2 separate regions of the Homo sapiens genome follow, and region 2 is linked to region 1. A link is a loop called in an ENCODE intact Hi-C map of the cell type or tissue named here. Cell type or tissue: sigmoid colon. All regions are shown on one strand. Links, peaks and the distances in the headings refer to the core of each region. The heading gives the core; the rest is flanking DNA.

Region 1 (16,254 bases), core at 4,385-12,384:
ATTCTTTTTATTGCTTAAAACAGAGGTCCCTAAAACTTTCTGAAGAATGAAGCTATTTTGATTTTTTTAACCTGGAGCCTAAAGATGGAATTTGGTGGTTGGGGGTGGGGTAAGAATTAGAAGTGGGGAGAATAGGAAGGAATGCTTAGGGAGGAATATTCTCAACATTCCTTTCCCCAGGGTCTGCTGGCATTTCAAAGAGCAATGCCTTATATCCTGTAATAAAAGTCAGTTGAGCAAGATCAATCCATAGAGACCTCTGCCTTAGATGGTTCCAAAAATACTGCTGTTAGGAGAGGGTTCAAAATATGAGTTCATTCAAAAGGATCCTTTTGATTGAATATGTATTACACATAAAGTGAACTGATGAAACATTCTGGAAAAAGGACTGATAATAATACCTGGCATTTCCTGTCCTTTTTCAACTGACTCTGATAATACATTTATTTCCTTAACAGTCCGACTTCAATATAACAAACAAAAATAAAGATTATACTTCATTATATGGCCATAAAGGATGCTATGGCCTAACTGGGATAGGAAACCCTTAACTGAGAAAACCTGTCGGCTTAGATCTGTATGAATTCAAGGTGGAGACTTGATTTTATAAAGCACAAGCTTAACTGTAAAAATGAACTCTATGTATTCTCTTGCAGTCATGTCCACTGATAATCAAGATTAGTTAAGACACAACCAGCTGGGTGCAGCAGCTCATGCCTGTAATCCCAGCACTTTGGGAGACTGAAGCAGGAGGGCTGCTTGAGCCTAAGAGTTTGAGACCAGCCTGGGCAACACAGGGAGACCCCATCTCTACAAAATAAAAAAAAAATTGCTGGGTATGGTGGGCCATGCCTGTGGTCCCAGCTACTCAGGAGGCTGAGGTGGGAGGATTGCTTGAGCCTGGGGGGTTGAGGCTGCAGTGAGCCATGTTCATGCTACTGCACTCCAGCCTGGATGACAGAGTGAGACTCTGTCTCAAAAAACACAAAACCAAACCAGACACAACCTCTCTGGTGGTCCCAAGAAGAAAATTCTAATTGGAATCCTCTAGAAATTGGGCCTATTTTAAGTTTTTACTGACCAAATACAGTTCGCTTCATAATTAGGATGTAAGATCACAAAATACATATATGTTACTATAAAGCAATGAACAAATAGAAACTAGAAGAAAATGAGATATCAAATTAATTAAAATTAAAATGTATAGAAGATGGTGATGTATAAAAAGGCTAGAACTGATTAGTCTTAGATTGACTTTCGGTTAAACCTTACCCAGAAGCTGGCACACACTCATACCTGTGCCCCCACCCATTCACACGCATAGCTAAATCTATCTACAAAGTCCACAACTTTTTCCAACTTGACAGTGTAAGTGCTAAGAAGAGAAGACAAAAGGAGAATACCTTATCATAAAAAGCTAATGAAGAAGGGAGAATAGGATTTAAAGCTATTTTGAGTCAATAAAATAAATTCTATAAATATAATTTGTTTAAACATTCAGCACTTAAAACATTACCCTCAGAAATTAAGCATATTTTACCTTTTCTAGTAAGTAGTTATTGATATGCCCACCAATAGGGTCACCCTTGAAGTCAAAGTTGATATCCATGTATTTTCCAAACCTGCTTGAGTTGTCATTACGGTTGGTTTTGGCATTTCCAAAAGCTTCCAAAACACAGTTGGACTTAAGCAACATATTCTTCACTCTTTAACACAGATAAATGAAAGTCATTATAAAAACTTATAGAGACTAGAATTTTTTAAAAACTGGATTTTGCTAAACCACATACAAATATTTATACAAAGATGCTAACTCCAGCACTGTTTGCAATATCAAAAAAAAAACAAACAAATTAATGTCCACCAATAGGGATAAAAATAAATTTTTGTTTCCCAATATAATGAAATACTATACAGGTGCTAAAAAGAATGAGGTACATCAATATGTACTCACATGGAAATGTCCAGCATATATTAATGAATATAAAATCAAGTTGTCAAATAACATGCATTGCAGGATCCTTGTGTGTGTATGTGTATGTTCACGTGTGTGTGTGTGTGCATACACATGTATCAGCAAATGCTTAAAAATCTGGAGGGATCAGCACACCTTACTATGGTTATCTAGACAGGAGACTGATGGAATGGGCAAGGTAGGATTTCAGGGAACTTTTACATCTTCAACTTAATTCTGTAATTTTTGTTTTTCATTTTATAAATGTACATATTTTATCTACATAAAGAAAATTTTTAAAAAGATGTGTTCTGAAAAGGGAAAGAATAGGTGATACAGAAAATGATACAATTTTTAAGGCACTTGCTTATAAAACCTGGAATTGTGACATTTTATTGTACTTAGTTATACATCATAAATTTAATCTTCACTAGTTCAGAAATTGCTCATTATTTTCTTTGAAGCTGTATGGAATTTCTCCTTTGTACCAGCCATTTAATGCATTCTTTATTCGACGAATGCTAACTTTCTATACAGCAGTCCCTCCCAATGGATACATTTTAAACTTCATGCTATATCCTTGTTTTCATTCCACTGATAAAATTCTTCTTATACAGGCATACCTGCAGAAATAACTTTGGCCTCTGAAATAACTTGATGTAGAAGATCTACTGTTACTCCCGCTAATACTGGAGAGTTCAACCTTATCGCCTCATAAATGAAAGCATATTTTAAAAATATGTGTGTGGGGGGAAACTGCTTGTGATAAGATATGTTTGTGAAAGACTAGTAAATTTATATATGCCTTACTCTACTATTGTAGGTGTGAAATTAATTTATTTCTCATCTAGTTGCTCTCCTGAGCTCCTAAGGAAATTAAGAAAATTTACACATATCCCTGTCCTTGTCAAACTAGATTGTAAAGTCAGAGTAAGAAGGAGGGATATGTTACAATTAAGAAAAATGCCTCTCCTGGCCCAGCAATGCAGCCCAATATGATGAAAAGAAGAAAGGCTACGCAGGGTAGTGAAGTGTAAGTTCTCTTCTTTTACATCAACCCAATATCCTTTCTTCCTATTTATAAAACTGAAGATTGTTATGTGTAGATGAGGTGGGACTCTTTACTAAATTAGTACTGAGCTTTGAAGTAACCAATTAGGAAAACAGTTTCTCTCTTCAAAAAGGCTGCACCACATAAGAAAGTGAGTCTTGTTGCTTTATAGCTATCATCCATTCATCCCTTAAGTATTTGTTAAGCAAATACTATGTGCCAGCTGCTCCCCTAAATGCTGGGCCCCAGACAGTAGAGATCAGCTTTATTACTCATCTTCCCATGAGCAATAGCACAGTATGGCATGAAATCCTTTTAGAAAATGAATCCTGTTCGGCCGGGCGCGGTGGCACATGCCTGTAATCCTAGCACTTTGGGAGACCGAGGCGGACGGGTCACGAGGTCAGGAGATCGAGACCACAGTGAAACCCCGTCTCTACTAAAAACACAAAAAAATTAGCCGGGCGCAGTGGCCGGTGCCTGTAGTCCCAGCTACTCGGGAAGCTGAGGCAGGAGAATGGCATGAACCCGGGAGGCGGAGCTTGCAGTGAGCTGAGATCGCGCCACTGCACTCCAGCCTGGGCCACAGAGCGAGACTCCATCTCAAAAAAAGAAAAAAAGAAAATGAATCTTGTTCAGAAATTCCACTGTCAGTGGATTCTGAATGTTGTAATGATGATGATGGGAAGGCATGGGTCTGCCTTCCAGAGTCCCACTTCTCTCAGAACACAGTTTTTTAAAAACCCTGATGTGGTGCAAAGAGCAAGGAACCTGTGAGAGTTTGAACAATAAAACCTACCAGTGTAAATTATAACAGCTCTGCTGACCACATTTAAGTCAACAGTAATAAACCAGGATGGGAACACTTTCAACTGTTTCAGAGTAATGATTCTTTTGGTCTCATAATTAGGTAAAGCTTACCATAGTATTATTTTTCTATTAAAAACAAATCTAGAAATGGATACAGTGAAATAAATAAAAGTACAGAGACAATATGCACTTAAGAGAATCAAAGTAGCTTAATCATCAAAAAATGCTCAGCCCATAGGTTTAGACCCCCAAAATGCTCAACCCCTAGAGTTTAGGTCTAGCCAAGTCCATAGAGAAAACAGAGTGCTAAGAATTCCTCCCCATTATTAGAGTGCTCTTACCTTTCAACCTCTGCTCTCTGACTGGGGTTGGTGATGGCCGCAATATACTGCATAATGTACTTACTGGCTTCCGTTTTACCAGCTCCACTTTCCCCTGGGGGGAAAAATTGTTCAGGGCTTAACATAATAATTTAAACCAAGAGTAAGCTAATTTTTAATAGAATAATTTAAAAATCTGATACTGGTGATGCATTTAAAATCCCACATGTTGCACTGTTTCATTTTTTTGCTTTTTTGAGTTATTTCGTCCTGCCTTGATATGGTTAGTGGTTCTAACAGACCTGAATATGATGAAGAAAATAAAACTATTATAAAACTAAAATAATGAGTAGACTACAAATAAAGATTTACTTAGGAAAAAGGTACTGATGTGGTAAACTAAGACTAAAGTTTTAGTACTTGGTAGGGACTCATAAGTCTAGCAGAAATGAAATAAGGTAGTGAGTCAAACAGTGGTTACAACTAAATTCATATAATCTTATTTTCTATAAGAGAATTTCTTTTAATCTTAAAGGGGACAAAATAATTCGTCTAAAAAATTAAGGTTAGAGTAATTTTAGTGAAAAAACAAAACAGCAAGCTCCAGACACAAGGTATCATAGAAAAAGCATGACAATTGGGATAATGCTGGGGGATGGGGAAAAAGGAACCAATTTTGAAGTATCTTCGAAATGTTAAATGCTTATGCCTTCTGACTCAAAAATTCCACTGGTAGAAATTTCTCCTAAGGAAATACTAAAAAATACTAACATAACCAAATAATAATAATGTTCAAAGCTTTTAAAACATTTCTATAGACTGTACTGTAAGTCATGGCTAAAATCTGGAAATTATATATCCATCAGTAGATAACTGGATAAATTATGATTCAATTATTTAAATGGAATACTATACAATTATTAAAAAGAATGCACTAGCTCTATAGAAACACCAATGAAAAGATATTTACTATATATTATTAAATGGAAAAATTAGTTATATAACAGACATAATTCTATATATAATTATATATTTATAATATAATTACACATGCAATTATGACTGTATTTGTTTGCACATCCAGAGAAAATGTATAAAAGGATAAACACTAAACTGTTAACAGCTGTTACTGCTGGAATTTTGGGAAGAATAAGGCACTCAAGGCGAAGAAACGTTTTGCTTTTACTCCACACACTCATATAATTGTTTTTATTCTCCCCTTTAAAACCCAGTAATACTGTTTTTGTGATTTGTTTTAAATAAAACATAGTCCTAGGATATAATTTTCTAACTCCAACACTAAGTTACTTAACTCCTCTGACCTTTAATATTCTTATCTATAAAGTAGAAAAATAACTGTTCTACATACCAGAGAGTTGTTTTGCTCACCAAAATGGAATAATGATTATAAAAGTGTTTCTAAAAGCATAAAACCACCAGTGCAAATGTGAGGTATTATTAGCACCTGAAGAAATTCCCACAATTTGGGAGAGGCCATCCTGGGTCAGTGAACAGATATTTTTCCTGTCCCCATTTCACTACATAAGGGTCCTTGAAGGGCTCCCCTTAACGTAGGCAGTTTGGCTCCAGTCCTCAAACATGTGAGGTGTGTACCCTATCTCGTGCCTATCTCCCCCCTTGTTGGGCTTCAATAACTCAGCCCCTCAGCTCTGAAAGCTTATTTTTGGCCCCCACGCCTCAGTAGGTCCCTCAACACTAGTTCCCAAGCACCAGTCTGATTTTGAGTTGATTCTTCCTTTTCACACCTCAATATTTCATTTTCGTTGGTTTCATTTTGCTATTTAAAATAATTTTGTTACATTTTATCCAGACTTTTATGTGTTTGAGATGGAAACATTTTCCATGTCAGCTCAATCTAACAAATTGGCCAGAAGTCATCCAAGTGTAATATGTATTCATAAATGAACCAAGATTAGAGGATGATCAGAAATGATATAAATAATTTGGTATTTAACGTTCATCACTTTTCTCTCTCCTATAGAATTGCTCAGGCTTCTACCTTTAAAAAAATATTTAATCAATTGTTTGGATTCTTGAGTATCAAACAAATTAAACACATTGTGACTTTGGAAATACAGGGGATCCCCTCCAATTACCTGATATCACAATACAAGTGTCTTTTGATCGCCTCTTCATAGCCTTGTAAGCAGCATCCGCAATAGCAAAAAGGTGAGGCGGTCTCTCATACAGCTCACGGCCTTTATACTGCTCAATTGTGTCTCTTCCATAGATGTTCAACAACTTGTAAGGGTTCACAGAAACGACGACTTCTCCAATGAACGTATAGATGCGCCCTTTTTCAAATCTGTACAGAAGCAAAAGAAAAGGAAGACGTAGCTGTGGTTACAGAGAAATGATGTATCTGTCCTGTGAGTCTCTTATTTCCAAGGAAGTCCAAATATCCTAGGAATGATTTCTGAACTGACGTTTCATTGGCTCTGAGTTAACTTGTAGAGAATGTTTGAGGCTGTGCCCCTTCAGATGCCATTGGTAGAAAAGACCAGTAGGGGTTAAAAGCCAGGCAAGAAGGAAGAATTTAACTTGTTGGAGGCTGGGATTTCCTGTTTCCAAAATACAGAAGGGTAAGAAGATGAAAAAGCTAAAAAGAGTTGAAGACAATCTCAGAGCTCTAGGAGGAAAAGAAATAGAAGTTAAAGTAGATCTTGAAATCCACTTAGTCAGATTTTCAATTTTAAAGAGGACTGTCATATACATTTATTTTTTTCTCCCTCTTGAACCTCACTAAAATGTTAGTAAATTAATATAAACAGTAAAATCCATAACAGAGAGAATGGTGGAGGAGACACTTCTGCTCTAAATCAAACTTATTTTTTTATGACTGCCTAAAGTTCCATGGTGTCGATATATCATTATATATTCAACGATTCCTGTTCCTTCCTGCTTTCTATGAACAATACTGCAGAAAACACTCTTGATACATAATCTTACAGATTGGTGCTTTTACTTCTGTGGTATAGATTCTCAGGAATGGGACAGCTGGTTGAAAGGCATGTGTATTTTTAAAGTATATATAATATGATTCTACCTTTTCCCCATAAAATAGGGTTAAAAATCTAATCATACGTATTTGTATCTGTACACAGATATATTTTATAAATGAGTACATAAGTGTGAAAAAATATAGACAAATACATGTTATATTTTATGCATCATTTTATACACACAGTAGGGTTATGTGGAAGGAGAGAAATAAAGAGGAAGGCCACATGGGCAGGTGAGAAGAGGCCACAGGACAAAAAAAAAAAAAAAAATACAAAGCTTGAGTAGGTATGCTATGACTGCAATTGTGCAACTTTATGTGTCTATTTAAGAAAATTTTTAAATATAAAATTCAGAAAACCCATATATGTCCACTGTTTTTACACAGTAATCCACACATAGAAACATATGTGGCCCAGAGCTTAGATGTTTCCACATAACAAGTGGTTACCACCAACATGCTCTACCAGCTGAGAGATACTGGTAGACATCTCTCTCACGTCCAAGAACTGAACAAAGGGTGTGCCCTGACAGGCAAAATGCTGGTTCACAGACAGCATGTCTCTAAGCACGCTTGCTTCATGGCTGGTGGAGCAGGAGAAATAACTAAGCATTTGGGACCAAAAAGCAAGAACCTTAAATTTCCTTTAAGCTGGAATGAAGGCTGTTGGCTATAATTAGGAATGGAAACAAACAGATGTTGATAATTTCAACAATAAATTCAAACCAAGATTTTTATCAAGTATTTAGAGTATTTTAACAGTTATTAACTACTTCAAGGTTTTCAGTGCATTTTTCTACTATGGGTTTTCTATGTATCCTCTCAGTTGTTAGGAAGTTTACATGGCAGCTAAAAGCACTGATTTCGAGTCCTTTACATCTGGGTTTGAATGCTCACATTGCAAACTCAATAGCAGTGATACCTTGTGAAAGCTACTTAACCTCCATGTGTTTCAGCTTATTCATCTGTAAAATGGTCATAATTATACCCCTCTACCCTCGGACATTGAATAAGTACTTTTTAAAAAAGATCATTAATAGTATGCTTCTGATTATGTTATGCATAAGGGAGATTTTTAAATAACATTTTTGTTTTATAAACATTGCTACTGAAATCACAACAATCCTTACACATGAGGAATGAATGAATTCAATTATCATAATCCAATTCTCTGGCCAGACGCAGTGGCTCTTGCCTATAATCCCAGCACTCTGGGAGGCCAAGGCAGGTGGATTACTTGAGACCAGGAGTTTGAGACCAGCCTGGGCAACATAGTGAAACTCCATCTCTACCAAAAATACAAAATTAGCTCGGCGTGGTGGTGCACACTTATAATCCTAGCTACTTGGGAGGCTGAGGCGGGAGGATCGGTTGAACCTGGGAGGCGGAGGTTGCAGTGAGGCAAGATCGCACCACTGCACTGCAGCCTGGGCAGCAGAGTGAGACTCCATCTTAAAAAAAAAAAAATCCAATTCCCTGACTCAGCTGTCAGTCAACTACAAGTCACAAGCAAAATATCTATATAACAACTGTTCAAAGACTCGCGAAAATAAGCTAAGATTCACTACGCAAGTTTTTCTGGCTTAACCTGCAAATTTGCAGTACATGCTCAAGTATCTCCAAGGAAAAGAATCAAAAGGGCACGATTGTTTAGTTTTGAATAAGCACTGTCCAAACAAAAAAAAAAAATGAAGAAAAGCAGCAGAAGAATGTCTCATGAGCCGGGAACTCTGCAACTAAGAGTCACAGCAAATTATGTATGAGATTAGACTATTTTAAGATTCCATGTTGGTCCAATGATGTACCTTCTTTTTCACTGGATAATTTTTAGAGCCACTAATAGACCATTATGCTCTAAAATAATATTTTATTACAAATAAAATATTTTCTATTAACCTATAGGCACCATGTATAAAATAATTAAATGGCTTGGCACAGTGGCACATGCTTGCAGACCCAGCTATTTGAGATGCTGAGGCAGAAGGATCACTTGAGCCCAGGAGTTTGGGTCCAGCCTGGACAACACAGCAAGATCTCATGTCTTAAGAAAATAATTGAATGCATAACTATTAACTCAAAGATAGTGGCAAATATTAACAGAATATGATATTAAATACAATGCTTCAGCAATTCACAAAACGTTAGAAGCTCATTTTACTTGAAATTCTAAGTTTGGTTATCAAATACAAAACTTTCAATTTGGTTGGGTCTTAAAAATCACCACTAGGTGGTGCCAATATACACCTTAACAGCAACTCAAATTTCAGTTTGCATTGGAAAGCCATAGGGTAGTAAGTAAGCACTAAAGTAATATAGTCGCTTACTCTGTTTGCCTCCAGGAAGAACTACTAATTATCCTAGATGACAAATAGGATGTTATCATCTCTTACAAGAGACCAAGGAAGGTGTTCCTATGACTTCTGTGTGCAAACCTTTCATGACAAACTTTTATAATTATTCAGTATCTACTTTGTGCCAGATACCGGGTCAAACCCTGGGAATTAAAAAAGGAGTGGAGAACAGGAAAGCATTGTACATAAATAACAACAATATAGTATGATAGGTAAGGTAATAAAAGCATGTACTGTAGTGACAAAGATTATCCCAATAAACCACCTTCAGTGAGGAACACTAAGAGTAAGAGCATACAGGGTCTGGCCTCCGGGTTTCTGTTGACTTCCATCTACCAACAACACTTCCACCCACCAAAACCTCCCCTACCACTTCTCTCTGTCTCTGTTGCTCTTGTTCTCATTAATGAGCTAATTACAGTTCCCAAGAGCGCCATGTCTTCATGGTTTTGCCCATGGAGTTCATTCTGCCTCACACCTTTTCCTGGTTCCTTCTTCCCCATGTGCTTGCCAGATTCCCTCTCCTTCTCCAAAAGTCTAAGCACTAGGTCCTCTATGGAGTCACTCTTAATACTCTACCTCCAACGTCAGTTTTATGGTCTTTGCTCTGTTACCTTTTTTTTTTCCTTTTTAGAACTTCCTAAATGGTTAACATAAATTAATAGCAATTGATTTTTTAAACTAGTAAGTTTAAAAATATTTATTAAAAGGGACATATATTTTCACTGGCTTTTAAGTGAAACAAAGAGGTTCTAAAAAGTTCTGAATTAGTGAGTAGTAATGGATAAAATATAAAGGTATAATAATGACATTGGCAAACAATAGTTCACTGTAAAGGAATTCTGAAACCTTTTTTTTAAAGTAGCCTTGTTAATTTGCATGTGTCACTTATATATAGGACAATCTATAGTAGGAAGTCAAGATGAGAGGGGCTCCTTCAGATCAGTCACAGGCAGACTACATGCACAACCCCACAGAAAAGGAAGATACTGTGGGGAGGGGTGGGGTATGGAGAACCGGAAGGTGGTTGGCCCAGTCAGAGTAGAAGGCTGTGTTAAGGAATGCTGGGGAACAGTTGGAAATGTACATGGGGGTCAGATTTGATATGATATGAAAACCAGGCTTAGGGAGTTTACATTTGAGGGAGTTTACATTTGATGTGACTGGAAACAAGGAATCAGTGAAGACTTTTCTAGTTAAAGACATCAATAAGGTGCTCAGTGGGGGGAATGGTAGGAGAAATGAGGAAAGGAAAATTGGAGTTGTTTCACGGGGAAACTGGACAGAATCTTAAAACCTACTGAACATAAGGGACAAAAATATATTTGAGTTAGGCAGAAGAGAAAAAGGAATTTATTTCAGATGACCATATCTCAAATGTACTCCTGAAGCGTCTAAGTTAGATTCACCCACTAACAGAATTCAGTGTTATCCTTGGTTGACTTCTTGAAATATATGGAACCAATTATAATCAGGAAGAAAATTCTCTGTGAATGGTCTACTAGGTATGGTATTAACAAAACCTTATTCGTAAGTATTATTCATTTACTTGAGGAGGAACGTACACTTTCTGAATAGGTGTTGCTTAATCACACTGATTTGGCCTGTCTTCCTTCCTTTTTGAATTTAAATGGAATCTTAAGTTACCATGAACGTTCCTATTTCTCAGGAGAGGTGTCCATCTACCCATGCCATTTTTTTTGGCCTTTCACTATCTCCTTAGACAACTCCAATTTAGGTTCCACTCCTGCACTTCAATAAACCTTGACCAAACTTCCCAAACTGCTAAATTCACTGGTTGGTTTTCTATGCTCATCTTACTTAATTTCTCAGTATTTGACACTGACTCCCATTTCCTCAACACACTCTTCTATTGGCTTCTTTGAGCCACGTTCTCTTCATTTTCCTTCTGCTTCTCTGGTTTTCCTTCTCAGTCTCCTTTGCTGACTCCTCTTTTTCTGCTGATCTCTAAATATTCCAGTTCTCTAGGGTTGAGTCTAGTATCACTTCAAATACCATTCAAGGGTCTTCCATTTAAGGAGGATAAAGTAATGATATCTTGGCCCCCTTTCTACCCTCAGAAAATCAACAAGAATAACAAAAACAGAAAAAGACATCGCCTACAATGAAACAAAAAACTAGCCACAACTCTGAACCACAATCTAGGAAGAAAGATTGTGAAAAGCTATGAAAACTAGACCTAGTTGAGGCAGGTTGCTAAGACTGAATATATGCCTCTCCAAATCTCCGGCACTGGAGTAGAGTTCTCCAGAAGTAGGTTGCAGTTCCTGAGTAGCCAAACCAAAAGTCTTGCTAAGAATGTCAGGGTCTCAGTATGCAGGTGGCTTTGGAACAAAATAAGTCCCATTTGACACTTCTAAGTATATGTAAGGTGAGGTTAAATGAAGAAGTAACTAGAAATTCCTTTTTTTAAAAAAAAACAGGCTGTCATAGTGGTGAGGCAAAAGAGAAAAAGTGCAGTGGCTCTGCAGCAGATGATCTTGATAAATGAAAAGAGGCAATGCTAAATCACCTCCCAGAAGTCTCAGACATACATAGGGAACTTGCTTTCTAGTTAGGCAATCTTCTTGCCATTTCAGGGCAGACAGTTGGTGAGACAGGGAATGAGCAGCAGACCACCAAACTCAGTGCATTTTATCTTTCAACCCAGAATGAACCATACCTACTCAAAGATGACAATCATTAGGCCGGGCGCACTGGCTCACGCCTGGAACCCTAGCATTTTGGGAGGCTGAGGTGAGTGGATCACCTGAGGTCAGGAGTTTGAGACCAGCCTGGCCAACATGGCGAAACGCCGGCTCTACTAAAAATACAAAAATTAGCTGGGAGTGGTGGCGCATACCTGTAATCCCAACTACTTGGGAGGCTGAGGCAGGAGAATCTCTTGAACCCAGGGGGCAGAGGTTGCAGTGAGCTGAGATCGCGCCACTTCACTCCAGCCTGGGTGAAAGAGCAAAACTCCGTCAAAAAAGAAAAAAGACGGTCAGTTGAAGTGAACCAGAATGGGGCACATGATAAGATGTCAGAAGAAAAGAAAAAAAAAGTAGGTAGTGGGTAAAACATCTGACAGGCAAAAGGCAGACCAAGAATACCCCACTCCCCCAAAGAAAACCACAAAGTAGAAAAATTATGAAAGAACATTCTGTATGAAAGCAAAGAATACAAAAAAAAATGTAGCTCTCTAAAATAAGATATCAAAGAAGGCATCATTTAAAAGGAGAAATTGTGTTTAAAATCATTTTTTCAAGAGATAAAAAGCTAGAAGAGCTCAAGAAAAAAACCAGAAGAGAGAAAAAAAATCCACAGTAATAAAGGTCATATTAAAAGACATAAAGAGAATGGACACTGCTGAAAATAGAAGGAGACAGGAAGAAAAGGTGGAGAAAAGTAAGCAAAATAATTTTTTGTATTATCTCATTTATATGTAAAATCTTAAATTTTTTTTACCTCAATAGTTTTTGTGGAACAGGTGGGTTTTGTTTACATGGGTAAGTTCTTTAGGGGTGATTTCCAAGATTTTGGTACACTTGTCACCCAAGCAGCAGTGTACACCGTACCAGGTATGTACTCTTTTTTTTTTTTTTGAGACGGAGTCTCACTTTGTCGCCCAGGCTGGAGTGCAGTGGCATGATCTTGGCTCACTGCAACCTCCACCTCCTGGGTTCAAGCGATTCTCCTGCCTCAACCTCCCAAGTAGCTGGGACTACAGGCGCCCACCACCACGCCTGGCTAATTTTTATATTTTTAGTAGAGACAGGGTTTCACTATGTTGGCCAGGATGGTCTCAATATCTTGACCTCGTGATCTGCCAGCCTCAGCCTCCCAAAGTGCTGGAATTACAGGCGTGAGCCACGGTGCCAGGCCTGGTATGTGGTCTTTTATTCCTCGCCCACCTCCCTCCCTTTCCCCTCAAGTTCCCGAAGTCCATTATATCATTCTTGTGCCTTTGCATCCTCATAGCTTAGCTCCCACTTACAAATGAGAACATATGATATTTGGCTTTCCATTCCTGAGTTACTTCACTTAGAATAATGGCCTCCAGCTCCATTCAAGTTGTTACAAAAGACATTATTTTGTTCCTTTTTATGGCCGAGTAGTATTCCATGGTGTATCTATACCACATTTTCTTTATCCACTCATTGGTTCATGGGCATTTAGGTTGGTTTCATATTTTTGCAATTGCAAATTGTACTGCTATAAACGTGTGTGTGTGTGTGTGTCTGTTTCACTTAATGACCTCTTTTCCTTTGGGTAGATACCCAGTAGTGGGATTACTGAATCAAATGGTAATTCTCCATCCTGTCGTTGTACTGGTGAGTTTACATTCTCACTAGCAGTGTAAAAGTGTTCCCTTTTTCACCATAGCTACGCCAATATCTGTTATTTTTTTATTTTTTACTCTGCTGATTATTTCTTTTGCTGTGCAGAAGCTTTTTAGTTTAAGTAGGTCCCATCTATTTATTTTTTGTTGCATTTGCTTTTGGGGTCTTAGTCATGAATTCGTTGCCCAAGCCAATGTCTAGAAGAGTTTTTCTATGTTATCTTCTATAATTTTTATGCTTTCAGGTCTTAGATTTAAGTCTTTGATCCATCTTGAGTTGATTTTTGCATAAGGACCCAGTTTCATTCTTCTACATGTGGCTTGCCAGTTTTCCCAGCACCATTTACTGAATAGGGTGTCTTTTCCCCAGTTGTCAAAAATCAGTTGGCTGTACTCGACTTTATTTCTGGGTTATCTGTTCTGTTCCATTGGTCTACATGCCTATTTTTATAGCAGTACCATGCTGTTTTGGTAACTATAGCCTTACAGTATAATTTGAAGTCAGGTAATGTCATGCCTTCAGATTTGGTTTTTTTGCTTAGTCTTGCTTTGGGGGTGCAGGCTCTTTTTTGGTTTCATATGAATTTTAGGATTTTTTTTCCAGTTCTGTGAAAAATGATAATGGTATTTTGATAGGAATTGCATTAAATCTATAGATTGCTTTGGGCAGTATGGTCATTTTCACAACACTGATTCTTCCCATTCATAAGCATGGGATATGTTTCCATTTGTTTGTGCCATCTAATATTTCTTTCACAAGTGCTTTGTAGTTTTCCTTGCAATCTTTCACCTCCTTGGTTAAGTATATTCCTAAGTTTTTTTGTTTTTTGTTTTGTTTTGTTTTTTTAGCTGTTGTGAAAGGGACTGAGTTCTTGATTTGATTCTCTACTTGGCCATTGTCAGTATATAGCAGTGCTGCTGATTTGTGTACACTGATTTCATATCCTGAGACTTTACTGAATTTGTTTATCAGATCTAGGAGCTTTTTTGATAAAGGGTCTTAGGGGTTTTCTAGGTATATGATCAGATCTCTGGTGAACAGCAACAGTTCAACTTCCTCTTTTCCAATTTGGATGCTCTTTCTTTCTTTCTCTTGTCTGATTGCTCTGGCCAGGACTTCTAGTACTATGTTGAATAGAAGTGGTGAACGTGGGCATTCTTGTTTTGTTCTAGTTCTCACGGGGAATGCTTTCAACTTTTCCCCATTCAGTATGATGTTGGCTGTGAGTCTGTCACAGATGTGAGGTATCTGATAATGGTGACATTTCAAAACAGTAAATAAATATACCAACAATAAACATCAATAAACAGTGTTAGAAAATGGGCTAGTCACTTGGAAAAATAAAAAACACACATCATTACTGTCATAAGTTGAACTGTATTCTCCCAAAAGATACACTGAAATCCTAACCCCTAGTATCTGTGGATGTAACCTTATCTGGAAATAGGGTTTTTGCAGGTGAAATCAAGTTAGGAGGAGGTCATTAGGGTGGACCTGAAACCAATAAAAGAGAAAAATGCCCCACGAAGGGAGAGACAGGGAGAACACTGTGCAATGACAGAGGCAGAGACTAGAAGAAGAATGCAGCCACAAGTCAAGCCAAGCCAAGGATTGACGACCACTGCCAGCAGCTAGGAAGAGTCCAGGAAGGGTATCTCCCTTGACGGTTTTGGGGGGTATTGCTCTGCTGACACCTTGAATTTGGACTTCTAGTTTTCTGAACTGTGAGACAATACACTTCTTTATTTTAAGCCCCCCTGGTTTGTGGTAATTTGTTACAGTAACCGTAGGAATAAAACTAGTTATACTAAAATAAATTCAATAAAAATGTCTCATTCTTCCTTACAAATAAAGAAATGTAAATCAAATCAACAATAAGATATGCTTCTTCACCTATATAGAGCAAGAGTTTTGATAGTGAACGGTGTTAGCAAAAATATGCAACCTCAGGTATCTTCACTGTCACAGGTATCATCTTAACTGATCTGCTCAAACCACTCTCCATCCGTTCCCCATACAGTAGCAAGTATGATCTTAAAATATAAATCTTATCTTACTCTGCATTCCTAGCCTTAAATCTTTTCAATGGGAAACTTTAATCTCAAGCCAATCTGACACACAGACATTGGTTCATCTCATGCCATCTACCTCTGATTACTGTGTGCACTGGCCTTTATTCATCTAAATTCCCCTATCCCCATCATTCCACACCTGTTTGTTTCCTAAATTTCACACAAGTTCCTTATCCATCAAAATTTCTCTATCCCCCATCATTCCACACCTGTATGTTTCCTTTGTAATACCGGTCACAAGTTGTTTTTTGTTTACTTGTTTATTGTCTACCTGCAAAGGAATAGAGGACATATCTATCTTGTTCATGTTTTATCTTCAGAACGATCTTCT
Region 2 (16,254 bases), core at 5,582-13,581, 220 kb after region 1:
TCTCAAAAAACAAAAAACAAAAAACAAAAAAAAAAAAAGAAAAGAAAAAAAGAAAAAAAAGAAAATCCAGTCAGGCAAGATGAATGAGCTCAAGAGAGCTGCTGTACAGCAGTGTCCTCTACAGTCAACAATAATGGATTGCATATTAAATATATGTTAAGAGGGTAGATCTCCTACTAAGTGTTCTTACCTCAATAAAAAAATGAAAGAAAAAAATACTGGTGCTGATGCTGGGCCATCCCTCAATTTTAACTTGGTTGTCCTGGGGTGGGGCCCAGACAGATAGGGTGGACATGGTGCAACCAGACACTTTTATGGCTGTGCTCTGCACTTAGTAGTAATTACTATTATTTATTGAGCACCTGGGGTACTAAGCACTTTGTTGCTGTTTCATTGAGCCTTCCTAGTACCCTGTGAGGTTGGTGTTGTCATCCCCGCTTGAGAATCAAGGAATCAGAAAGTGAGGCTGTTTTCTCTAGGTCATCCACCTGGAAGTCACTAGCGCCTGTGTTCAGCCCTGGTCAGCCTGACCCCAAAGCCTATGCTCTAGCTGCTGTGCTGTGGGACTCAGGCTCCTGTGGGACACAGACGTGGGCACCACATGCCCTTTCCTTCCAATTCTCTGTCCTTTAAGTTTTAGGGTCAATAGGGTAACCTTTGCCCTGCACCTGTCCACACTGAATGGCCATCATCCAGGTGGAGAAGGGAGTGGCTTGTGGCTCAGCATTAAGGAAGAACTTTCTGGCACTCAAAGGAGCTTCATGGTGAGATGGGCAGCCTGGAAAAGCAGAGGGCAACCACCACCATCCCTAGGAACCCACCACCATCCCTGGGCACCTACCCCCATCCCTGCACATCCCTCACAATCCTTGGGCACACATCACCATCTCTGGGAATCTACCACTATCCTTGCACACTTACCACCGTACCTGCACACTGACCACCATCCTACACACTCACCTCTGCCTCTGCGCACCCACCGCCATTCCTGAACATCCACCACCATCCCTGGGCACCCAACACTACCATCCCTGCACATCCACCACTGTCTCTGAACACCCACCACCATCCCTGCACATGCACCACCATCCTGGGGCACCTGCTACCATCCTTGGGCACCCACTTCCATCCATGCACACCCATCACTGTGCCTGGGCACCCACCAACATCCCTGCACACCCACCACCATCCTGGGGCACCCACTGCCATCCCTGGGCACCCACTACTGTCCCTGCACACCCACCACTGTGCCTGGGCACCTACCACCATCACTGCATATCTGCCACCATCCCTGGGCACCCACTACCATCCTTGCACATCCACCACTGTTCTTGCACACCCACCACTGTCCCTGGGCACCCACCACAATGCCTGCATATCCACCACTATTTCTGGGCACCAACCACCATCCCTGCACATCTATCACCATCCCTGGGCACCCACCATCATCCCCGTGCACCCACTACCATCCCTGCACACACACCACCATCTCTGGGCACCCACTACCATCCTTGCACACGCACCACTGTCCTTGCACACCTGTTAACATCCCTGGGTACCCATCACCATCTCTGTACATCCATCACCATCCCTAGGTGTCTACCATTATCCCTGGATAATCATCTGAAAGATCTGTTGGGAGAGGAAGTGTCATCCCTCAGTGTAGTGTGTGTGTGTGTGTGTGTGTGTGTGTGTGTGTGCGCGCGCGCATGTGTGTATGTGTGTGTGTGTGTGGGGCAGAGATGTGCAAGGGGGCTGGGATTAGATATCCTGCTCTGCCTCTGGACCCTGAGTGGAAGGGCTCAGGTGGGCTAGTCAAAGCTCTGTGGTGGCGCTGTTTGTGGAAGATGAGCTCACAGAGCTGGAGTTCTAGAAGGCCCTCCGTTGGCCTGGAGCCTGCCTTCCCCATTGTTCTCTTAACACTGGGTGCCTGGGGCCCTGGCAAGGTTGTGGGGGACATCTTGAGCTGAAGCAGGGTTTTGAGCCACTGCTGCTGCTGCCATTGTCACCATGGTCTCAGCTCTGCGGGGAGCACCCCTGATCAGTGAGCCCCCTTTCCCTTCTTCCTGGGGCTGTTAACAGGGGCGCTGGGTTGGTCTGGCCAGAGACCAGGTGGAGAAAAACAAGGTGGTGGTTAGGGTGGGGTTATCCTGGCCTGGAAGAGTGACCAGCTGAGAGAGGAGAGAGAGAGAGAGAGAGAAACTCTGGAGCTGTTGTGAAATGCTCAGGATGGAATTCCTTTTAAGTCACTTTTCTACAAAAAAAAAAAAAAAAAAAAAATCAAAAACAGTCCATGTGTAGCAGTCAATTTAGTTTCCTCCTCTACAACTTAGGGATATTAACCCCACACCTTTCAATTGCTGAGAGGATTGGATGAGATTAAGTTGGAAAAGCTCTGGGAAAGGCCTGGCACAGTGTTCAAAGACTTGACAAACTCCACCAGGTTGGCTGCCTCCTCCTTCTCACTCCCCTCGCGGTGAGAAGAAGGTCTCATGTCCCTGTGGCCACGCCTTTTGTGGACTTGAGTTTCAGAAGCAGCCACAGAGCAGCTACTCCATGCCAGCAACTCTGCAGATAAATAAGACATGCAGATAAATAAGACCAGCCGCCGTTCTTCAGAAGTTAACTTTGTGGTGGGAAAGACTGACATCTATTCCAGCCTCGTGTGACAGAGGATGTGGAAGATCGGGTGTGTGAGAGTGTGGGGGGTGGTGGCATGCCAGGAGACTCTCACTGGGGAACACACCTCTGATAAGACCCTTCAAGTATGAGTCAGAGTTAACCATGTAGAGGAAAGGAGAGGGTGAATGTTCTAGAAAGCAAGGTCATTGTGAGAGAACAAGGTGGCACTGCTGAAACATAACGTGTGAATGAGGGAGTGGGCCGCAGGGCTGGGCTGTGAAGGGTCGTGAAGGGCCGTGTGGACCTCGAAGGGGCAGTTATGGTGGGAGCCATCCAAGGTGTCACAGGGCTGGGCTTTTCATTTAACAAATTTGTTCTGATGGATGTGTATAGAATAGCTTGGAAGAGTGGTTGAGACATGATACAAGAAGACCATGAAGGAAGCCAGGATGGAGGTGTGAACCTAGGAAAGGACGGTGCTCTCGGAGGGAAGGTGGAATCCACAGGACATTGGGACTGATTGGTTGGAACTGGGTGAAAGATGTCATGGGGAAGGAGTGAAGAATGACATTCATATTTCCAGTTTGGGTAAATGTGTGGCCCATCATGTTTTAAAGCACATAAGGAAAGTCACAAGGCAGAAGAAGGCATTGATGGAAACAGTGGTTCTGTTTAGATGTGCTGGGTTTGAGGTGCCTGCAGGGCATTCAAGTGGAAGTGTCCTGCCAGTAGCTGCCTCTGAGGTCTTGGGGAAGATGCCACAGGGGTTGCCAGCCTTCAGGCGGTGGCTAACAGCAGGGCTGCCCAGGGGGTTTCCTCAAAGTGGAAGAGAAGAGGGCTCAAGGCAGGAAGGCCTTAGAAAGCATATCAGCGTTTATGGCCTGGGCAGAAGTGAATTCCACGGAGGATAAGGAGGAGAGTCAGCCAGAGAGGGAGGAGGAAACCTGGGAGAAGGGAGCATCGTGGAAACCAGGAGAGGCAAGCCTTTCAACAGCGGGTGGCGGACGGCATGAGTACAGCTGAGAGCTCCCATGAGACAGAGTCGAAGGGGGCCTCCTTGGACCCGCAGAGCAGTTTCAGCGCGCGGTGATGGCAGGGAGGCCAATTCACCAGGTTGGAAAACAAGCGGGAGGGAGAAAGTGGCGATTTTCCCCAGGAGTTTGGGCGAGAAGAGGGGGAAAGAGACAAGGGAGTAGCAGTCAGCATGAGACTTGAGGGAAGGCATTTAGAAGATGGAGACTGAGAAAGTCTCTACGAGCAGGGGAAGGAGGAGCAGGAGGGGAACGGTGCTAGCGCGCCGGGAGAGGAGGGACAACGGATGGAGCAAGGCTTGGTGATGGGAAGGACAAATCTAGAGCTTAGAGGGAAGATGGGCCTGCATGAGATTGGAGGCCCCGTACCCAAACAATGACGGGGTGGAGATGAGGGCGAGGAGGCTACTGATGAGTTTGCAAGTGAGCAGGGCTAAGGCAGAAAGAGGAAGAAATTCCACAAGTGAGCACCTTGCTTTTCTTAGTGCAGCAGGAGACGAGATCATGTTCTGAGAGCCAAGGGGTGGGACAGCGTGGCGTGCTAAAGGACAATACTGAGGGTTTTCATTTCCTGTGAGGGAAATGGGAGAGAGAAGTCTGAGCAGAGACAAGCGCGAGTACCAGTGTTAGTTGTAGTTCATAACAGAAACAACAACTCACTTATTTTTAGTGCCAAGAGCTACGCTGTGCCCACGCCTTTTCTCATTTATTCTTCCAACAATCATATGAGGCAGGTGTTACTCACGTCCTCATTTTATAGAGGAAGAAACAAGCCTCAGGGAGGGCCCAAAATCAGAGATGGAGCAAGGAGCAGAGGGGGGCTTCCAACCCGAACCTTGCTGCAAAGCCATGACCTCAACCACTTTGTCATCCTCGGGGGCATTCAAGGTCCCGTGGAGGTTGGAGACCAGGGACACCAATTGGCACAAACAAGAGTTTGTACAACTCTTTCACTTTTTGACTCTGTGAAGGTGGAGAGCAGGTGTGGAGGCGCAGAGGTCAAGAGAAGCATGGGAAGGCTTGTCAGAGGTGGTGGGCAGTGGGATAGGAGCTCACAGAGGTGGGGAAATGCGGGTGAGGACAAGAAGCAGGGATGACCAGGGCAGGGGAGGGACTGGCTGAGACACAGAGGAACTGGAGGGGACTAGGTCTGGGGAGATGAAGGAGCCCTGATGCTGTGACACCCAGGTGCTAATGTCCTCTGTGATTTGGGGGACTGGCCACACACAGCCAATGATGACAGGGCAGGGAGGTCAAACCAGACGGGCAGGCTGGGCTTCCAGGGAGAAGGGCTTTTTGCAGGTTATGGTTTAGAAGTGGTGGTGGGGGTGGAGGAGACTCTCGGGACATCTTGGGGTCTTGTGTGTGGAGAAAGAGCAGCTTCCCCTTGAGCGGGCTATAGGGGAGCAGTGTTCTGGGGGAGACCTTGTTTCAGTTAAGATCTGGAGATGGAGGGTCAATGCCAGAAGGGCTGTCCCTTGACAGTTGGGCTGAGAGACCCATGAACACACCGCCTGGCCATCCCCTCCGGGAGCATCTGCTCAGTGGGGCTTTGGATTTATAGAACTTTGTCTCCATCCAAACTTCGCCCCTTCCTAGTTATAAAATCTTGGGCCTCAGGACTAAATAATCCGTAACGTGTAATATGGAGCTTACAATAGGTTAGTTTTCTTCCTGTCTCTGGCCTGGGTGGTGTGAAGCAGGATGGGGAAGGAGAGGGGCTGGTCTCGGGGTCAGGGTGATGCTGATCAGGAATGCAAGGGGGCTGATACGTGCTGCTGGAGCCTGGCCTTCTGCCCACCCCTTCTCTCCTCTCCCCTTTCCCAGGGGTGCACTCAAGCCCTGTTTCTTCTCCTTCTGTGAGTGGACCACGGAGGCTGGTGAGCTGCCTGTCATCCCAAAGCTCAGCTCTGAGCCAGAGTGGTGGTGGCTCCACCTCTGCCGCCGGCATAGAAGCCAGGAGCAGGGCTCTCAGAAGGCGGTGGTGCCCAGCTGGGATCATGTTGTTGGCCCTGGTCTGTCTGCTCAGCTGCCTGCTACCCTCCAGTGAGGCCAAGCTCTACGGTCGTTGTGAACTGGCCAGAGTGCTACATGACTTCGGGCTGGACGGATACCGGGGATACAGCCTGGCTGACTGTGAGAACCCCTCTCCCTGGCGGGCCCTGACTTCCCCACACCTCCCTCCCTCTTTCCCTCCCTCTCTCCTTCTCATTCAAGGGCTGTGGCTTCGGGAGCTTTTAGAGCCCTTCTGTAAACTGAAGATGATTTGAGATGGCAGGTAGAGAACAGCCAGCACGGAGTAAAACACGCAGTAGGCAGGCAGCAGGCAACCAAATTGGAGTCACCCCTTCATTTCCCCCTGCTGCTAAAGTCGGGGTCAAAGGAAACAAACAGCTCAGTCCCCTAAACTTAACTATGGCCACAAGGATCAGACATTCCTTCTGAAATTAGAAAAGACAAACTGAACAGAGCAGTCATGCCAAACTTTTCAAGCTGGTGGCAGTTTTAGATGGCCATGTGGGAAGGGCAGTCATACCGGGGCTCATCTTTCTAACAGGTCGAGCACCCTCTATAGATTCCACCTGGGTCTTCCTAATCTTGTTACTGAAGATTTAGCACTTGTAGGCTGGGTGCAGTGGCTCAGGCCTGTAATCCCAGCACTTTGGGAGGCCAAGGCAGGTGGATCACTCTGAGGTCAGGAGTTCGAGACCAGCCAGGCCAATATGGCGAAACCCCGTCTCTACTAAAAATACAAAAATTAGCTGGGCATGGTGGCAGCTACCTATAATCCCAGCTGCTTGGGAGGCTGAGACAGGAGAATTGCTTGAACCCGGGAGGCAGAGGTTGCAGTGAGCTGAGATCACGCCACTACACTGCAGCCTGGGCAACAGAGTGAGACTCCGTCTCAAAAAAAAAAAAAAAAAAAGATTTAGCACTTGTAGATTCATTCAACAAATTTATTGGGCCCTACTATGTGCTGAACAATGAGATAATGGGAAGACTGCTGGGCTAAAAGTCAAGAGGCCTGAGGCCAGCCCCAACCCATGCTATTTGGTAGCTGGATGGGACCCTGGGTGAGTCGCTGTGCACCTCTAAGCCTCGATTGATTGGTTTGCAAAGCAGGTGGGAGGCACCTGCCCCAATCACCTTGATCAGGCAGGAGAGGCTCGGTGGAGCCAGCGTGGGACCTGTGCAGTGAGCACCCTGGTCTGGGGTGGCTGTAACCATCTGACCCCCAGGCCTATGCTCTGCCCTATGCAGGGGTCTGCCTTGCTTATTTCACAAGCGGTTTCAACGCAGCTGCTTTGGACTACGAGGCTGATGGGAGCACCAACAACGGGATCTTCCAGATCAACAGCCGGAGGTGGTGCAGCAACCTCACCCCGAACGTCCCCAACGTGTGCCGGATGTACTGCTCAGGTAGCTGGGCCTGGGCCCAGGGCTGGCAGGAGTCAGGCCCTGCATTAGCTTTTGTTCCATTCCCAGTTTAGTTTGCTACCCCCATCTCTGAGTGAGGGTTCCCCCACATCAGGCTGGGCCCACGGAGGAGAGGGAGATGGGACAAGGGATGAGGGTAGGTCTTCCATCAGTCTGAATTGGGGTCCCAGATAGGAGACTGCCTTAGGGCTATAGGAATGGAGGGAGGATTGTTTCTGATGGAGGGGGAGAGGGATAGGGTTGTACCTGTGCTTCCGGAGTGGTTGAGACAGGATTGGATTTAGGCGAGTGGAGTGTGTGTGTGTGTGTGTGTGTGTGTGTGTGTAGAGAGAGAGAGAGAGACAGACAGATACACACTCACACACACACACACACACCTGGATGTCTCCTGTTCTCTCATTGTGTTTCTCTGCCTATCACCCCAGATTTGTTGAATCCTAATCTCAAGGATACCGTTATCTGTGCCATGAAGATAACCCAAGAGCCTCAGGGTCTGGGTTACTGGTAAGTAACTTGGGCTGGAGCCCCGCAGCGGTGGTATGGTTAGGACTGGTGGGCAGCAGCAGGGAACAAACCCCTTTCCTTCCTCACTTCTGGTTTAGAGACCACACTCTCCTTCTTGTTCTTCTCTGGGCGGTGACTGGCAACTGCAGCTGATATTATCTCTCCTCTTCCCTGTTCTCCATCCTCAGGGAGGCCTGGAGGCATCACTGCCAGGGAAAAGACCTCACTGAATGGGTGGATGGCTGTGACTTCTAGGATGGACGGAACCATGCACAGCAGGCTGGGAAATGTGGTTTGGTTCCTGACCTAGGCTTGGGAAGACAAGCCAGCGAATAAAGGATGGTTGAACGTGAATATGGCTCTCAGCTCTCAGTGTGTCTGCAGGTGCCATGTCAGAGCCAGAGCACCTCCGTTTTCCCTCACCTCACCTGTCCGCTTGGGCTGGGTTTCCAGTGGACTCCAGAAAGCCCAGCACCAGAGGCTTACCTCCATTTCTGGTGGCCTGTGGGCAGGTGTTTGGGGGGGGCACCAGTGCATTTTTTGTCTACCACACCTGGCAAAATTTGGGTCTAGGGTGGCCAGATTTAACAAAACAAATACATAAGAAACAACAAAAACAGGATGCCCCAGTTTAATTTGAACTTTGGATATACAACAGATAATTTTAAGCATGTCCAAAATATTGCATAGGAACATATTTATATTAAAACTATTTGACGTTTATCTAAAATTTAAACTTAACTGGGTGTCCTATGTTTTACCTGGCAACCCTAGCTGGATCTAGGGCTGTGCACCTCTGGCTTGATTGGGAAGGTTCTTGGGACACTTTTTTTCTGCAGCTTTGGTTGCAGATGGTGGTCACTGTGCTTTGGCCCTCCAGCTGTGACTACTAACACACACCCCTGCCAAGCCGGGGGTGCTGCTTGGTCGCGGGAGAAGAATGACCACCCGGAGCTTCTGCTTTCACCTTGCTCTCTGGTGCCCTCTCGTGGCGGAAGATTCAAGTGCCGCTGATAGAGACGGTGCGCTCACTTTGCCCACTACTGCTAGGAGTTTGGAGGATGGGACGGGAGTGACCGTGGCTTTCAATCCGCACAGCCAGTGCAGCCTTCTGCCTTAGTCAGCACACGAGAAGCCCAGAAAAAGATAGCGCGGTCCCCTGCTAATCTGGGACGACTGCCTCTAAAGGAGGAAGGTGGGTGGGTCTCAGGATCGCAGTGGATGTGGTGGCAGCAGCAGCAGTTGCAGAGATAGGATGATGTGTGAGAAGCCTGAGCCCTGAGTTCAGACTGTAGATTCTTCTGAAAAGGTTCCAAAGAAACCTGTAAGCACTGAACTGTTGGTTGAGGCATGGCTGGTGACTCTTAGGGAGAGGAGGGGACGACACTGTCGCCCCCCACCATCCTCCTCCACCTAATTCAGCCACCCTGAATGCCTCCGGGTCAGCATACACCAGAGGGGCGTGGAATGTCCACAATTAGCGAGTCAGGCCAGTTTCCTTCCCCTGCTGGTCTGGTCAAGATGATGATGAAACTTGAGAGCGACTCATGCAAGGGGACAGAGTGGTGAAGAACCCTGCTGGCAGTAGGGGCATCAATGACTAATGGAGCTATTAAATCATAAGTAGGGAGAAGCTGCTGTCTTTTTAACATCAAGGCAAACACGGTGTGCCTACCATGTGCCATGCATTATCTAATCTAGACCCTAGAACAATAGCTATGATGCAGCTACCATTATGACCACCATTCCACAGACAAGGGGAAACAGAGGCTCAGATGAGATAAATTTGCACCCAGCTCAGTGTGACTCCACATGTACGCTTACTCACTGTACTTTGCCAAGGGGTTGTTGTTATGGTCATCTGGCCTGGGACCCATGACCCATCCATCTTTCTTTTTTTTAAATTTATTTTTTGTAAGACAAATTAAAAATTTTATTTATTTTTATTTGTACAACTAATGGGGTACCTGTGTGATTCTGTTACACATATAGATTGTATAGTGGTCAAGACAGGGCTTTTAAAGTATCCCTCATCTGAGTAATGTACACTGTCCCCATTAAGTAATTTTTCATTGTCCACCCCCCTCATACCCTGCATTGTTCTGAATCTCCATTGTCTATTATTCCAGTCCTTTTTTTTTGAGATGGAGTCTCACTCTGTCACCCAAGCTGGAGTGCAGTGGTGCGATTTCAGCTCACTGCAACTTCTGCCTCCGAGGCTCAAGAGATTCTCGTGCCTCAGCTTCCTGAGTATAGGTGCCCACCACCGCACCTGGCTAATTTTTGTATTTTTAGTAGAGATGGGGTTTCACCATGTTGACCAGGCGGGTCTTGAACTCCTGACCTTGTGTAATTTGCCCACCTTGGCCTCCCAAAGTGCTGAGATTACAGGCATGAGCTACTGTGCCCGGCCCCTATTATTCCAATCTTTATGTCCATGTGTACACATTTTTTCACACCCACTTAGGAGTGAGAACATGTGACATTTGACTTTCTGTCCCTGGCATTTTTGACTTAAGATAATGACCTCCAATTCCAACCATGTTGCTGCAAAAGACATGATTTCATTCTTTTTTTAGGGCTGAATAGTATGCCATTGTGTATATACATCAAATTCTCTTTTTCCATTCATCCATTACACTTAGGTTGGTTCCATATCTTTGCTATTGTGAATAGTGCTTTGATAAACATGAATGCAGGTGTCTTTTTGACATAATGGTTTCTTTTCCTCTGGGTAGATACCCAGTAGAAGGATTGCTAAATTGAATGGTAGTTCTACTTTTAGTTCTTTGATAAATCGCCATACTATTTTCCACAGATATGTTAATTTACACTCCCACTAACAGTGTATAAGAGTTCCCTTTTTTCTGCATCATCACCAACATTTGTTGTTTATTGCCTTTTTAATAACAGATATTCTGATTGGGGTGAGATGATATTTCATTGTGGTTTAAATTTGCATTTCTCTATAATCAGTGATGTTGAACATTTTTCATGTAACTGTTGACCATTTATATATCTTCTTTAAAAATGACTATTTATGTCCTTTGCCCACTTTTTTTTTTTTTTTGAGAAAGGGTCTTGCTTTGTTGCCCACGCTGGAGTGCAGTGGTTTGATCATGGCTCATGGTAGCCTTGACCTCCTGGGCTCAAGCAATTCTCCCACCTCAGCCTCCTGAGTAGCTGAGACTACAGGCATATGCCACCACACCTGGCTAATTTTTGTTTTTTTATAGAGACAAGGTTTCACTCTTTTGCCCAGGTTGGTCTCGAACCCTGGAACTTAAGCAATCCTCCTGCCTTGACCTCTCAAAGTGCTGGGATTTTAGGCATGAGCCACCATGCCTGGCTTGCCCACTTTTTAATGGGATTGTTTCTGTCGTTGAGTTGTTTGAGTTCTTTGTATATGCTACATATGAGTCCCCTGTTGAATGAATAGTTTGCAAATATTTTCTCCCATTCTACAAGTTGTTTATTCTGTTGATTATTTCTTTTCCCGTGCAGGATCTTTTTAGTTTAAGTCCCATTTGTCTATTTTTCATTTTGTTGCCTGTGTTTTTGAGGTCTTAGTCATAAATTATTTACCTAGACTAATGTTCAGGAGAGTTTTCTCTAGGTTTCCTTCTAGTATTTTTATAGTTGTGAGTCTTACATTTAAGTCTTTAATCCATCTTGAATTGATTTTTGTATATGATGAGAGACAGGGGTCGTTTCATTCTTCTGCACATGGCAGAAGTTTTCCCAGCACCATTTGTTGAAAAAAGCGTCTTTTCCCCAACGTATGTTCTTGTCAGTTTTGTCAAAAATCGGTTGGCTGTAAATATGTGGCCTTATTTCTGAGTTCTCCACCCTGTTCCACTGATCTGTGAGTCTGTTTTTTATACCAGTACCATGTTGTTTCGGCTACTATAGCCTTGTAATATAATTTGAAATCAGATAATGTGATGCCTCTGGCTTTGTTCTTTTTGCTTAGGATTGCTTTGGCTATTTGGGCCCTTTTTTAGTTTCATATAAATTTTAGGATTTTTTTTCTAATTCTCTGGAAAATGATGTTGGTATTTTGATAGGGATTGCATTGAATCTGTAGATTGCTTTGGGAAGTATGGTCGTTTTAATGATATTAATTCTTCCAGTCCATGGTCCAACCATCCATCTTTGAAGGATTCGTGCCTTCTACTTCAACTTCAGACTTCTGTTGCCTGCCTGGCCTGGTTGCTTCACTGGGTCCCATTCAGCTTGTCTGGGAGAGGAGCCCAGGAATAGGTGTAGTGAAGCTCTTGGAACCAAAGAGAACATTGTTAAAGGATTTGGGGGCTGTGAGCAGTGATGATGGCCACAGTCTCTTCAAGATGGGGCTGGACTGGGATCAGGCCTGGACAAGGGACCCTGAAGGCCTGGGCTGGGTGGTTGACCAGGAGCAGGTGAAGACGGAGCTGGAGAAGGAGTATTTAGGGAAGAGGGCCCTGATCAAAGCCAGGGAGGCCTCCCTTGTTATGAGGGCTACAGAGTGTGCAGGCCCATCTGAATGTAGAGGCCAGGGGAGCCTCTATGTTCAGAGCTCAGCTCCTGAAGGACATGCTCAGGTTGGTGAGAGTAACCAGGCCATGTCCTGGTATCTCTCTCCTTCCACGTCGCTCACCCCACTTACCATGGGCCATTAAGTCTTACCTCTTTTACTTTCTTTATATCTCTAGAAACTCTCCCTCCTTTCTATCCACATGCAGCTGCTTTAAATCAAGTCCTCATCACCTCTTCCCAAGGACGATTGCAATGGCTTCCTAAGAGTGTTCGTGTCTCTAACCTTGGTCCTTGCAACTCCACCTCCTCCCTCAGAGTGAGCTTTCTATCTTGTTTCTGCCTTGCATCCTAGGCCCAATAGCTTTTCTTATCTTATAGGGTTAAAGTTCAAGTTCCTTGGGTTGGTATACAAGGTCTTTCATGACCAAGACTCAGCTGACTGCTACAGATTCAACTCTCACCTGTTCGGAAACTTTTGCTCTAGCTAGTTTGTGTCCTTGGCGGTTAGTTTCCTGAGGGTAGCATGCTGCTTCACGCCTTTCATTATCACCGATCATTCTTCTCCCATTCATTACACTCTGTCCCTTGAATGCAACAAGCTGTTTGCACCACAGGGTCTCTGTACCTCTCTCTTGTCTTCCTGGAATTTTATTTCTTCAGATCTTTGTTTTGTTTTGTTTTTTTGAATTTCAAGCTGTAAGTTTTTTTATTACAGAAAAAATTTTGGTGCCATGTGTTTGTGGTATCGAGTGAGTAGAATACAAAGATAACCAAAGGTAACCAGTGTTAACCCAGGGCTCACTTGTTCACACTTTAAATTTCCAGTTTCTTAAATAGATTTAATTTTTGGCGTTAGACTCCTATCCTAGCTGTTTGATTGCTTGATACATAATTAAAACCAAACATGTCTAAAGCCACACTCCATCCTCCTGAAACAATATCCTTACCTTACTTATGTTAATTTTAGTATTCTTCTTCCAGTCACTCAAATTTGAAAATACTGTCATCTTTGACTTTTTCCTCTCCATTTGCCACAGCCATCCTATAAGGTCTCTGTAATATCTTCAACTTCCACCGCCCTTTCAGATCTTGTTGCTTCCAGTCAAGTTTGAACTGTGCCTCTCACATAGTATTCTTTTTTTTTTAATTATACTTTAAGTTCTAGGGTACATGTGCACAACGTGCAGGTTTCTTACATATGTATGCATGTATACATGTGTTTTGGTTTTTTGAGATAGGGTCTCACTCTGTTGCCCAGGCTGGAGTACAGTGGTGCGATCATAGCTCACTGCAGCCTCCTGAGTAGCTGGGACTACAGGTGGACGCCACCACACCCAACTAATACTTTGATATTTTTGTGGAAATGCATTTCCTCAGACCTTTGGGTGACGCTCCCTTTTTCTTCAGTCAGGTCTTGTCTCAGTTTCACCTCCTCAAAGTGACTTCTCTGATTGCTGTAGCTGAAGGAGTCTTTCCCCTCTTTGTCACTATCTTGGCACTACAGCATGCTCCATTATCTGAAATTATTCCATGCACCTCTGAATTTATGTATATCCCCTTTTCACTTGCCTATGCTAGATTGTAAGCACCATGGGGGCAGAAAATTTGTTCGTTCCTTATATGTCTACCACCTAGAATAGTACCTGGCACATTATACTCAATAAAAAAAAAAGAACCTGTTGAATGCATGATTGATGCATGAATGAATGAATGGTAGGCACTCAGCTAATGTTTGCAGAATCAGTGAGTGAATGGGGCTTGATACCATCTAATATGCAACAATTGATTCAATGATATTACTTAATCACTACCTATGTGCCAGACCCTAGGCATCTCTCCAGATGGACCCACTGCCACCCCCTGCCCCATGCCCCCGGGGATCCCTCTCTTGGGGAGACTCTCTATCCCTCAGCCAGGTAACCACCCTGGCTGCTTTTCATACAAGTCCTGCCTGCCTCCTTCTTGCCCATATGTGGTGTAGAGGGAGCTCAGCATGGTTTGGGCAGTTTGGCAGAGGTGGAGCAATGGGGTTTTCTCCTTTTTCCTAGCCACCTGACCTTGGGAAAGTCACTCCACCTCTCAGAGCTCAGTGTTCCTCATGGGCAAGAGGAGCAAATGAAGGCCACCTTGGAATATTGTATCAATTGCACCTGTAATCTATCATCGTAATCCATAATATAGAGCAGCGACGCGCCCAGCATAGTGCCTGGCACAGAGTGGGGCTTCAGAAATGCTGGCTCATCTGGTTTTCCTGAGCTCTGGGGGTAGCAAGTTCCAACCTACCTGGGGAGGAATGGGTGGGAACAGGACATGCCTGCCCCAGTGACCAGGGCTTCCTTAGGAGACCTGTACTGTGTCCTTCTCATTGTTTGCTAAGAAGAGAAAGAGAAAGGGGAAGGTGTGAGGAGGAGAAGGAGGAGAAGGGGAATGGTTTGGGAAAAGTAGTAGACAGTCCTATGGAAAGTAGGGGAGAATTCAATGAATTTTTGTTACTTTTCGTAAGTCTCCCCCTTCTTGGATTAGTTTGGCTGCAGGAGACAGATTTAAAATGGGCTTTTCTATATCTTTTGTGCTAAGGGTGGATTGAATGTTCCTGGGGATGATTGGCTTGCTAAGGTGCTGTCCCTTCTCTACCTGTAGGTACAGGTGAGGGTGGCAGAGGCCCCTGGCAGCTGAAGGAGGCTTTGCGGGGTGCTCTTTCTGTGTGGTCCATGCCCTCAGCTGGGTATGGTGGTTTTTCTCCACTCTGAGCACTGGCCTGAAGCTTCTAGGGTAGGGAAACTGTGGGAGGTGGGCCAGTCAGAGGGCACCCAGAATTTCCTGGACCCCATCACCTCTGTGCCTATGGCAGACATTGCAAACTGAGTACAAGCCTTTGTCTTTACTGAGCTGGCATGTGTCCAGGAATCTTTCTTTTTTTTTTTTTGAGACAGAGTCTCCCTCTGTCGACCAGGCTGTAGTGCAGTGGTGTGATCTTGGCTCACTGCAACCTCTGCCTCCCGGGTTCAAGTGATTCTCCCACATCAGCCTCCCAAGTAGCTGGGACTACAGGTGCGCACCACCATGCCTGGCTAATTTTTGTATCCTTAGTAGAGACGGTTTCATCATGTTGGCCAGGTTGGTCTTGAACTCAAGTGATCTGTCTACCTTACCCTCCCAAAGTGCTGGAATTACAGGTGTGAGCCACCACGCCCAGCCAAGGAATCTTTCTTGACAGTTCAATGGTAGTCACTCTCGATGGAGTTGGCATGTAGAATGGGACCTCTTTATCATCTCTGACCTACCCTATGTTGGCCATCACAGCAGCACAGCATCCGGAGGAGATTGAGATGGTCATCCCCATTTTTAGGAGGAAACTGAACCTCAGAGAAGTTCTAGAGCTTGCCCAAGGAAGCACAGTTGGCCGGAGCTGGGACTTGGATGGGGCTGCCAGGTTGCCAAGGCCATGCTTCATCCTCAGCTGTCCCAGCTGCCATAGCTGCACTAGCACTTGGACTCTCAGCAGGCTGCCCCCTGGAGTGGGAAGGCACAGTTGAGGGGTGGGGGGCAGTGGAGAGATAGCCCACCTATCCACAGGGGATCCATCATTCTCCAAGCCCTCCAGCTTCTCTTCTGCCTCCAAGTCTCTGCCCAGGTATCTGTTCTGCAAACTTGCTTGCCTGGCAACTTCTACCCATCTCTCAAGGCTTCAGTCAAAACCTGCTCCGACTCAGCCAACCAGACCCAGGTGTTTCTGCCGCAATGAGCACACTGTGCCCTGGGTACCTTTGTAGCTCTTGCTGCTCAAGTCTTTCTTTCTTTCTCTCTCTCTTATTTCTTTCTTTCTTTCTTTCTTTCTTTCTTTCTTTCTTTCTTTCTTTCTTTCTTTCTTTCTTTCTTCTTTCTTTCTTTCTTTCTTTCCTTCTTTCTTTCTTTTCTTCTTTCTTTCCTTCTTTCTTTTTCTTTTTCTTTCTTTCTTTCTTTCCTTCCTTACTTCTTTCTTTCTTTCTTTCCTTCCTTCTTTCTTTCTTTTCTTTCTTCCCTCCCTCCCTCCCTCCCTCTCTCTTTCTCTCTCTCTTTCTTTCTTTCCTTCTTTCTTTCTTTCTTTTCTTCTTTCCTTCTTTTTCTTTTTCTTTCTTTCTTTCTTTTCTTTCTTTCTTCC

Evidence for each region. A loop is a pair of places that touch in the nucleus more often than their neighbours do. Peaks named below come from ENCODE experiments on the same cell type or tissue, not always from the same donor. Only the 100,000 strongest peaks of a DNase experiment are listed, where the experiment ranks them.
Region 2: it touches region 1 in a loop (18-fold over the local background); 55 of 110 quality-filtered maps call a loop at or near these places.

The regions. Positions count from the first base shown.
Region 1 is chr17:32,774,324-32,790,577 of GRCh38, forward strand. It overlaps MYO1D (myosin ID), which reads right to left. Exons shown (of 22, transcript NM_015194.3): 2 at 6,253-6,461; 3 at 4,157-4,250; 4 at 1,541-1,706. Among named protein-coding and RNA genes, the nearest start is that of MYO1D-DT, 94 kb to the right of the region's middle. In sigmoid colon, for the core only: a CTCF peak has its summit at 9,373 (motif pointing right); no DNase peak of the experiment used is centred there; H3K27ac peaks cover 355 bases.
Region 2 is chr17:32,989,929-33,006,182 of GRCh38, forward strand. SPACA3 (sperm acrosome associated 3) reads left to right here and starts at 1,919. Exons shown (of 5, transcript NM_173847.5): 1 at 1,919-2,044; 2 at 5,481-5,789; 3 at 6,915-7,073; 4 at 7,517-7,595; 5 at 7,784-7,949. The coding sequence starts at 2,011. The coding sequence ends at 7,850. RefSeq lists an enhancer at 12,417-12,952. In sigmoid colon, for the core only: CTCF peaks have their summits at 8,586 (motif pointing left) and 8,786; a DNase peak (open chromatin) is centred at 8,573; H3K27me3 peaks cover 1,720 bases.